2 separate regions of the Homo sapiens genome follow, and region 2 is linked to region 1. A link is a loop called in an ENCODE intact Hi-C map of the cell type or tissue named here. Cell type or tissue: heart right ventricle. All regions are shown on one strand. Links, peaks and the distances in the headings refer to the core of each region. The heading gives the core; the rest is flanking DNA.

What was found. A loop is a pair of places that touch in the nucleus more often than their neighbours do. Peaks named below come from ENCODE experiments on the same cell type or tissue, not always from the same donor. Only the 100,000 strongest peaks of a DNase experiment are listed, where the experiment ranks them.
Region 2: a loop joins it to region 1, with 7 times the contacts of the local background. A loop is called at or near these places in 2 of 110 quality-filtered maps.

The regions. Positions count from the first base shown.
Region 1 is chr10:51,649,949-51,655,343 of GRCh38, forward strand. The region is part of intron 3 of PRKG1 (protein kinase cGMP-dependent 1); the gene reads left to right. Among named protein-coding and RNA genes, the nearest start is that of CSTF2T, 47 kb to the right of the region's middle. In heart right ventricle, for the core only: no CTCF peak of the experiment used is centred there; no DNase peak of the experiment used is centred there.
Region 2 is chr10:51,784,273-51,789,667 of GRCh38, forward strand. The region is part of intron 3 of PRKG1 (protein kinase cGMP-dependent 1); the gene reads left to right. Among named protein-coding and RNA genes, the nearest start is that of CSTF2T, 87 kb to the left of the region's middle. In heart right ventricle, for the core only: no CTCF peak of the experiment used is centred there; no DNase peak of the experiment used is centred there.

The DNA of each region.
Region 1 (5,395 bases), core at 163-5,162:
TATATGGCCCTTTTTAGTGAAGAGTCCTGTGAGACTACGTAGGTCTCTTGCCTATGGTGCCGGCCCGAGAGTCACCATCTTCTCTCTAGGTCTAACTATCCTCATCTCTCAGCCTCTGGGTTAAGGCTTTTTCTTTAGTGAACTGGAATAGACCAACAACTCCTAGAGGTCAGAATTTTACCAACCAGTATAAAGCATAGCCCTGGTATTCACGAGGTGCTCAGGAGAGAACCTATCCAGCCTGCCGTGCTTTTTCCCTCTTGTGGAATCTGGACTTGTTTTCTCTTCAGTCCATTTGCTGCTTAATCGTGTACCATGTCATGAAACCTCATGGTTTTTGTTGAATTGGAATCTTGGCTCTCTAATATTGTTTTACTTTTTATCTCATCTCAATTGTGTACTCCTTGATAAGAGTCCCTTTCCTAGAATCATTATATCCCCTACATACTAAGCATAGTATCTTTTCATGTGAGTTAGAGAAAAAATTTTCTTGTATAACCGTTGACAAAATTAATTAGCAACGCTAAAACCAATGAAAACACATTACTCTTAGTTCTTAGAGTATTAAAGAATTCAGTGTTGACTTTCAAACTATTATCTTTGCCTTATTTGTTAATGTATTGTAATTGAAACTAATTAATTTTAAATCTAAGCTTTAATCATGTAACATAACATTTCCTAGAGTGTGTTCCATGGGATATTGATGAGCATTATGTAGGTTTCTGTGATCAAATAAGTTTGGGAATATTTTAGAAAATAATAATATCACTAACACTGTATTGATTCCTGTTGTCTTTCCCATTTCCACTGCTGCTGCCTTAGGCAAGGCTTTCATTAGCACTTCCCTGAGATGTTACCCCCACCCTACCTCCAACTGTCCCCATCTCTGTCAATTCACTTTAGTTCAACTGGACTCATCAGTTGCCTACTGTGTAATCACTGGTACCTGTGATCTCACCAAAAGTATCTGTCCTAAAACTCGTTTTACATTTGTAGTTCTCAACTGGGGGCGATTGTACCCTCCAGGAGACTTGGCAATGTCTGTAGACATTCGTGGTTGTCACAACTCAGGCTGGAGCAAGAGATGTTATTGAAGTCCAATGGGTAAAGGCCAGGGATTCTGCTAAACATTCTACAATGCACAAGACGGCCCTTGAAACTAAGAATCAAACACCTCAGAATATCAATACTATACTGATTATACCACTGACTTCTTGGAAACTGTCATTGGTTTCCATCTCATACCTAAGGAATTTCATAACCTCAGGCATGATATTCAAAGGCTTTCACAATCTGACAGTAGCCTTCCTTTCTAGGCCATTTTCCACTAGTCCTTTCAATTCATATTACTCCCCAGTCTAATCAAATGACTCAGTCCTCCTCTGACACAACCTGTACTTCCCTACTTTTCTGTTCTGTATGATATCCTTTTGCCTATGGTGGGATGCCCTTCCCTCTTGTTTACCTATAGGTTACCCCTGTTCCAGGTCAAATGTCACTTCCTCTAGGAAGTCTCCTTTGATTTTCTTCTTACTACTCCCCTAGAAGAGTGATTTCTCTCTTCTTTGGACCCCCTTAGCATTCTATTTCCCTCATATTTGGCACATGATTGGCACAAAAATTTTACAGATCTTACTTTTTTTTTTTTTTAATTTAGTCAGAGTTTTGCTCTGTCACCAGGCTGGAGTACAGTGGCGCCATCCTGGCTCACTGCAACCTCTGCCTCCCAGGTTCAAGCGATTCTCCTGCCTCAGCCTCCCGAGTAGCTGGGACTACAGGTGCACGTCACCATGCCCAGCTAATTTTTGTGTTTTTAGTAAAGACAGGGTTTCACCATGTTGGCCGGAATTGTCTCGATCTCTTGACCTCGTGATCCACCTGCCTCAGCCTCCCAAAGTGCTGGGATTACAGGTATGAGCCACCGTGCCCAGCCCTTACTTCTAATAAACAGTAAATATTTGAATGATAGCATCATTAACAACAACAACTTTGTGTCCTGTAAAGCTTTTAATAGATGTGTTCCATAAATACTTAAATTGAATTACATTATTTAGTTTAGAGAAGAGATTTCCAGCTCAAACTTTATCATTAGCTTTAAATTTGTCTATGTATTTAACAAGAATTGAGTTTCTGCTGTTAGTAATAACTTTATTTTAAGAGATATCTTCTTCTGGAAAGAAAAGCTTTAGGCTTAATATAAAACTGGCCACAACTGAACTATAACCACAAAACTATTATATATATTATACTATTACAACTCCTTTGATAGTTAACGAAAGGATTCCGATATAATAGCACTAATGGAATGATGTTAATATTTTTTGTTTAAGGAAATAATCACTAATGTTAGTTAAGTGATTTCTGACACAAATTAAAAAAAAAAGCTGTCTCAGACTTATTCTTTAAAGTATAGGGAAATTGATTGGCTTGTAATTGGAAATTCAAAGGTAGGGTTAACATCCTCAAACTGCTGGCTAAACAAGTTTAGCATCTCTTAAATATAGATTTTAGAAAAAGAGGGAAAGAGTCATTACCAGATACTTTGGAGGGAACATCAAGAAAGAACTTTTCCAGAGCTCCTAGCAAAGCACTTCTCATGTCATCGATCCCATTTCTTTATAAAATTTTTTGTCATTTGGCCTTTTTAATTTTTAAATTATTTTATTTTTAATTGACAAATAATTGTATATATTTATAGGATACAAAGTAATGTTTTGATATATGAATACATTGTGGAGTGATTAAATCAAGGTAATTAACATATCTATCATATCTTTTTGTGGTAAGAATATTTAAAATCTATTACTTTAGCAATTTTGAAATATGCATTACTATTAACTACAGTCACCATGCCGTGCAACAGATCACTACAACCTATTCCTCCTGTCTAATTGAAACTTTGAGCCCTTTGATCAACATCTCCTCTTCTCCTACTACTCCTCTCCAGCCTCTATTCTACTCTCTGTTTCTACGAATTCAACATTTTTAGCTTCCATATATAAGTGAAATCATGTGGTATTTGTCTTCTGTGCCTAGCTTATTTCACTTAGTATAATGTTCTCCAGGTGCATTCATGTTGTCACAAATGACAAGATTTCCCCTTTATTAAAACCAAATAGTATTTCATAGTGTGTATATATACATTTCTTTATTCATTCATCCCTTTGCAGACACTTAGGTTGATTCCATATCTTAGCTTTTGTGAATAGTGCTGTAATAACACAGAGTGTAGATATGTTTTCTACATACTGATTTCATTTCCTTTGGATATATGCCCAGAAGTGGGATTGCTGGATCATATGGTAGTTCTATTTTTAATTTTTTTTAGCAATCTCCACAGTGTTTTTGATTATGGCTGTGCCAATCTACATTCCCACAAACAGTGTACAAGGATTCCCTTTTCTCCACATCCTCAACAACACTGATCTTTTGTCTTTTTTGATAGTAGACATTTTAAAAGGTGGGAGGTAATATCACATTGAGGTTTTGATTTCCATTTCCCTGATGATTAATGATATTTAGCAATTTTTCGTATAACTATTGGCCATTTATATGTCTTCTTCTTTTGAGAAATATCTGTTCAAGTCCTTTGCTTATTTTCTTTTCTCTGACTATTTTTTTCTTTCTTTTTTTTCCTTTGTAGAGTCTCGCCCTGTTGCCCAGGCTGGAGTGCAGTGGTGTGATCTCAGCTCACTGCAATCTCTGCCTCCCGAGTTCAAGCAATTCTCTTGCCTCAGCCTCCCAAGTAGCTGGGACTACAGGCATGTATCACCATGCCTGGCTAATTTTTTGTGTTTTTAACAGAGGTGGGGTTTCACCATGTTGGCCAGGCTGGTCTGGAACTCCTGGCCTCAAGTGATCCACCTGCCTTGGCATCCGAAAGTGCTAGGATTACAGGCATGAGCCACCACAGCTGGCCTCTTTGCCTATTTTTAAAATCAGATTATTTGTTTTCTTGCTAAGGTTGAGTTCCCTATATATTTTGAATATGAATATTTTATCAGATGTATAGTTTGCAATTATTTTCTCCCAATTCCAAGATTATGTGTTCATTCTGTTGTTTACTTTGCCATGCAGAAGCTTTTTAGTTTGAGTCTATTTTTGTTTTTGTTTCCTCTGCTTTTCGGGTCATATTAAAAAAAAATCACTGCCCAGATCAATGTCAAGAAACTTTTTGCCTATGTTTTCTTCTAGAGGTTTTATAATTTTAGGTTTTATATCTAAGTCTTTAATCCATTTTGAATTAATATTTGTATATGGTGTAAGACAAGGATCCAATTTCATTCTTCTGCTTCTGGATATTCAATTTCCCCAATATCATTTATTGAAAAGACTGTCCTTTTCTAGTTGTGTGTTCTTGGTACCTTTTCAAAGTTTAATTGACTGTAAATATGTGGATTTAGTTCTGAGCTCTCGATTCTATTCCTTTCATCTATGTTCTGCTTTCATGCCAGTTCTATTTTGTATTGGTTACTGTAGCTTCGTCATGTATCTTCAAAGAAGGTAGTGTGATACCTTCAGCTTAGTGCATTTTGCTGAAGATTCCTTTGGTTATTCATGGTCTTCTATGGTTTTTTATTAGTTTTGAGATTTATTTAAGGAAAGAAAAACACACACACACACACAACCAAACTCAGGAGGCTGCTTATTAATAGAATCTACCATATCTTTAAAATAAGGTTTTCCTTGTGTCATCTCTGTGAATTTAAACCTATTTTAATAGCTAAAAATGGACAGTTGGATAACATATTCTTCATACTTTTTATATTTTTAAAAGTTAATAAATCACCTATTTATTCTTTTACTCAGATTTGGATAATTCCAAATTTTTTGATTAATGTTTAAACTTTAATTATTTCGGTTTCTCATCTCTGTTCACTGTTCTAAATTTCTCTGCACATTTTAAGCATGAGGAAGCTGACAGTGTACACAAATACCCTCCTACTGGGTGCATGTCTTCTTGTTAGAAACAAAACAATCAAGAGATTTCAATAAGCTTTTCAATCTTTTGTGAGGAAATTATTTCAGCCCAGTTTAGAATTTCTGTATTTTTCCTCCCATCTTGGGTTACTTGTTAGACTCTATACAAGTGTGTAAATCTTGATTGGAGAAGACACTGCTGATGGTGCACATGATTTATTATAACCGTGAAATTAAGTCCTGGGCCACATGCCCAGTATCTAAACTAAATCAAGGAGGGCTTAATTGAAATTAGGCAGTGAGCCTGGAAGAACTTTACTTTGTTCATTCTCAAGTTTCCAAATCCACTGGATTCATGTTTCATAGAAATCTGAATTTGGGGGTCACAGGAAGAGAGAAATTTAATATTAAAAATATACTGGTTATACATAAGATTCTGTAGCAAATGAACCTAACCAGGAAAATATAGGTTCAA
Region 2 (5,395 bases), core at 141-5,140, 130 kb after region 1:
GTGTCTAGCGTGGAGATGAGTAGCCTTCCTGAAAATTGCCCATGGAATGCCTTTTTCCTCATGGTATTTCAATGCAGTACACATATGTAGCTGTCCCACTGGATTTTAAGCATCAGCTCGTGTGTGTTCTGGTGTTCTTAAACCAGAAGCATACGTTGGTCATCTCTTTCAAAGTTAAAAAGCAAAACAAAACAACAACTTCTACCTGCCAGAAAGGATGAATAGTTTTACCCTGGGACATTTCTAAGGAAACCAGAATAGTTTTTTACTTGTTTAAGAAAAAAATCAGTTCCAGTGTGTTTTATATTTGGTGTAAATCCTGAAATGATTGTCACTTTGCTAGTTATTGGAGCAACCCAATTGAACTGTGACTGTATCTACTTCTGATAAGCTACCCTTAGTCTACATGCTTTATTCAGGCATTCACCTACAATATGATTACAGTATTGAACTTCCTTCCCTGGAAATAAGAAACAGTTCCCTAAATCTAAATATGACTCTATGGTTTCATTAGTGTCAATAAATTTAGCTTGAAAAATAATCATAGCTTTTGGAATAAAAAATTACATTCATTTTTGTTTTTGCCTCTCATCTTTCCTTTTTAATATTAAAAGGCCAAGTGTATTATTAATGGAAAAAGGCTAATTTGTGACAGGTGAGCAATTAGTGTAAAGACTATGACTAATTAAAATAAATTTTCTTCTCATTTTTTTTAGAATCCAAGTTGCTTACTAGGGTTGTTATTCTTTCTTCCTTCTTTAGGCCATAAAATTGCAATTTGATTGTTATTATATTAAGATATTTGGGAACATAACAAGTCCTCGTTAGAAATAGCTTCTTGATTTCTTCTTCTTTTTTTTTTTTTTAATAAATATCCTAAAAAGACTAAGTTTGTTCTCCTGCCTCTACCCATTCTCAAGTTTGAGAATTGGTCAGTGGGAACCAGTGCATGAAATGTGAAGGGAAGATCAGGAGTGATTTTGAGTATAACCTCTAGTGTTTCCAGGTTTCCATGTTTGTCTTTTGCATAAACCTCTGTCCACTGTTACTGTGGCATAACCCTGACCATGGACGTTTTTCTTGTTCTTTGTTACTGTTTCCTGGTTGGAATAACAAGAAAAGAAAAACAAAATGTATGGAAAACACTGATCAGGGAAGCTGAAGAGCTGGTAAAAAGAAAAACAGAATGACAAAATTGGAATCCTAAAACATATTCCTGGCTTTCTACTTGAACGCAACTTGTAACAACTTAATGTCTATCTATTATATTATTGATTGACGTTGAAGATTTTACATTCCTTTTTCACAATACTAAGTGGAGACAAGATACCAGTAACATTAAGAATCAAGGCAGATTTTGTTGATTATCTGCCAACTCTGCATAGTAGAGTCTACAGTGAACTAAGGTGTACTTCAGCTGATGGCTCCTGTCAACATGATGCCATGCTCAATACATGTCTGTATTTGAATAAACATGATGGTCTCACGCCATGTTTAAATACATAAAACCAAATTGATAAGGACATAGTATGATTAAGAAAGCACTCATTACTACTTTTGTCGGTGACTGGGAGATATCTCATTCAGCCAATATAGATAAATAGATCAATAGTTACTTAAGATCATAACTTGTATTGTCTATACAACATAATAACGCATCTGTAGCTAGTAATGACATAGGAGTTATAGAACCTGAGCTGTACTGTCTCCACCTTTCAGAGTTTGCTGCATCTTTGAAGCAGGTGGCATTAGTTATGCCCAAGAAAATAGATCTGAAATTCCTGTAAATCTGTAGCTAACATTATTTCCAGAATGTATAGAGTCAATTGTTAGAGATGTGAAGTATCAGAATGGAATAAACAGTATCAATGAAGTCAGAGAAGGTGGAAAGTTTGTTGATAACTTATTAATTTTTGGCTAAGATCTACTAAATTGCTGACTAGGTGATAGAACATTTGGCAGTAGAGCAATCTAGGCTGGTGGATCTGTTATTTCTCGGCTGAGTGGTGAGACGCCTTGGATATGTTTTAGGAGTGTGTGGCCTTGAGCTCGATAAAGAGTATCTTGATTTTGGGGATGGGACTCAATAAAAGGAAATAAGGAAATAGGATTTTTTATTTCTAGAGTTATAAAGTAAGGTTTTGCTAGCTTTGTTTGCATCAGGAATTTGACCAGCCTTCTTTTCTTCACTTGTGTAGCTCCTCCTCTTCCAGGCCTAACTGTAAGCACTTTTTCCATGGGGAACTCTTCCCTCACCACTAGGGCTAGGTTTGATGTTCCTGTGGGAGGCTCCCCACACACTCTGAATACGTCAGTTGAGCCTGGCACTCACCACACTATATTGATATTGCTTTCTTTATTGATCTCTCTTCTACTAAACCATTGCAAACTTTTAGAAGAGGAAATATATGTGTCTTGCTCACTGTCATAGCTATATTACTTGGCATTTAATATTTCCTAAATATGTATTGTGGAACAAATATTTCATTACTTTCAAGCTTTACTTGTGACTTAGTATTTTCCTTCTTGTATCAACACTTACTAATGTTTCTACTTAGTGTCTTGAGATCCTTACCACTTAGTCATAACTTTCAAGAAATTCAGTCAGACTGCTTTAAGATTTCTAGAAATATGTCCATCCTTAAGTAATTTGCCTTTAAAATAATTTACTGTGTATAAGGTTATGCATTCCAGGTTTACGATTTAGAAAATATAAATATTAAATCAGTAAAATATTGATCTGAACATTTTTGGTCATTGTGGTTAAAATTATGTGATATGAATTGGGAATGTCCTTGAAGGACTTACAGAAGATGAGCTCTATAGCTGAACCTTTGGTTGGATAATCTTCATAAAATAAGTTAATCCCTCTAAGCCTTTTGTCTACTGATAAAATTGAATTGTAACCTGTTTTTATCTAAGTATTGTTTCAAAAAGTTAAAGCCTTTTAAGTAAAGCCCTATGAAAATTGTCAAATTTTGTTCAAATGGCTTCAAGCTTTCAGAGTTTATTATCCTTTCTGTATTATGCATATATAAATAAGAGCCCTGTGCTTATGTCAGAATTAGCAATATGTAAGGTATTGAGGACCCCTTCATGGGCTTGAGACAGAGACCAGATTCAATCTAGTCTAAGCAACAATGTAACTTAATCAATCATACTTAAAGGAGGACCAGGGATGGGCAGGGACTGGGCACTGGAATTACATTACCCAGCATGGTAGTTCCCCAAGGAAGAGATGCTGCTGGCAGAACAACAACACATCCATGGAAGCCTCAGTAGTGGCCAGGCTTAAGAGTTTAGAAGTAACTCTGCTGTGTATATTTATACCTATCTTCACCTCCATTTAGTAAGTATACATTCTCAAATGGTGCGAGCAAATATTTGACTATCCCTGGTCTGCCATTCCCTGCTGAAGGAGTTGGCGCAATTATGTTAACCAAGGGCAGAGTTTATTAAAGTCAGAATTTGGGAAGTTCTTATCAAAACAATTATTAAATATTATCTTTTGCTCTTATTTTAAAAAACAAAAGTTCACAAACTACTTATTACAATCAACCTTCAGAATAACTCAGTTTTGAGGCTTATTACCTATGAGGTGAGGCAGGCATGAGGAGATGACACAAAGAGAAACATACTTAGTTACAACTGGAATTTGATGGAAGGACTGGAGGAGAAAGGTGAATAATGTGTCAACCGACCTTTGGGTTTATGTAGTTGAGCAAGTCATTAGGGAGACTCGATAACACTCTGAGTATCATTGTGTTGTACACTCACAATTGGTGCTATTGTGTGGAGAGAATGCTCAATGCATGAAAAAGGAGTATGTTTAGTGTGTTTAAACAGAATCTTTCTAGAAGTCATTCAGATTTTTTTCCTATGGAAGATACCAGTGATCCTTTTGTAAAATACAGATTCCACTGTGTCTTTCACCTGTGTAAATAAGGATGATCAGTTTTCATATTGCATAATCATACAATCAACCTCTGCATTCGTGTCAATTACAGCTTATTTTTCTAATCATTGTTGAATGATCAATTTTCTTTGCAACACTATGTGTCTTCCAGACTAGAAAAATCACAAGAAGGAAAATGGCATTCTCATAATGTGCCAAAGCAGACAATTTTGAAAATGTAAAACAGCTGAGCTCACTTGACATTTCTTGATGTCATCTGCCAGCAGAGAAGGCTGTTAGAGAGCTCCTTTTCCTGGTGATTTTTTTCCCAGAATTCTGCCAAACTTAGAGAATGACATATAATTTACTAAAGAGAAAATGGGCCAAAATGGGACATTTCTATTTCAAAGTCTACTAGCGCCTAGAAAATAAACGCCAAATAGTATTCCATCTGTTTCTTTTAAGCAGCCTTGTCATATACTTTCTTAACGGGACCTAGATAGAAACATTGTTTTCATATTTAGTGAGAACTTGAAAGGGTTCACAAATTATGGCTGTGGAGTCTAGCCTTAAGGTGGCAGCGAACTGAGGTGATGTAGAGGTATATGACAAAAATGGAAACTTCTAAAGCATGTCAACAGTGAGCTCTGCAGGAGAGTTACAGCAGGGGGCTAATAGACATATAATCTTGATGCTTCATTTTCCCTTCAAGAAATGAGATTAATTAAGGATATGTCAAATATATGGCTTCTGGCATATGTACACTGTTTGCAGAAAGAGAAGCATTCTAAGAACTGACTAGGAAAAGGAAAATCCCTCCTTTGGGAGAATACATTTTAATAATGTTTCTGAGTTAAAGTCACATCGTTTAACTTGTAAGGAATGGTTATTAGCATGACTTTTTAAAGATGTTTGCTTGAATTTCAGCAAATATGTAAGCATATGTTGTCAGCATCTTGGTGTAGTATTTAGGGATACAGCCTATCCAACTGACAAAAGGACTTACAGATGTAATACTCATTTTCCTAATGAGGTTCAAGCCAAAATCTGTTGTTATGCACAGATGTGCAATGACATTTACCAAACATGTGCAGATATTTTTGAAGTAGGCACACTGTTAAAAATGGCCCACCTGCAGGAAATTGTGTCATCATGAGAGGGTTGCCACAAACTCTATCTCAGTAGCTTGCCAGAGGCTGAAGCTTTTGACCGAATCTCAAAATGTGAGGTGTTTGGAGCTTCACTGATGTGAGATGGACCCTCCTACATGTTGAAGAGCCTATTGCAAATGGATCTCATTAGTCAATGGCCACTCAGCCTCTGATTCCTTTTCTAAAAAATCACAGATCATCTGTTTAATATTATTGATTCTAGAATGTTTCTGGGTTTTGACATCAATTGAATTATATGAGGCCTGTTTATGATGGAATTAAGGGCTACCCTAAAATGAAGAGTTAGGAGACATTTATGCCTAAGAGCACCAGACAGGAATATGTATGA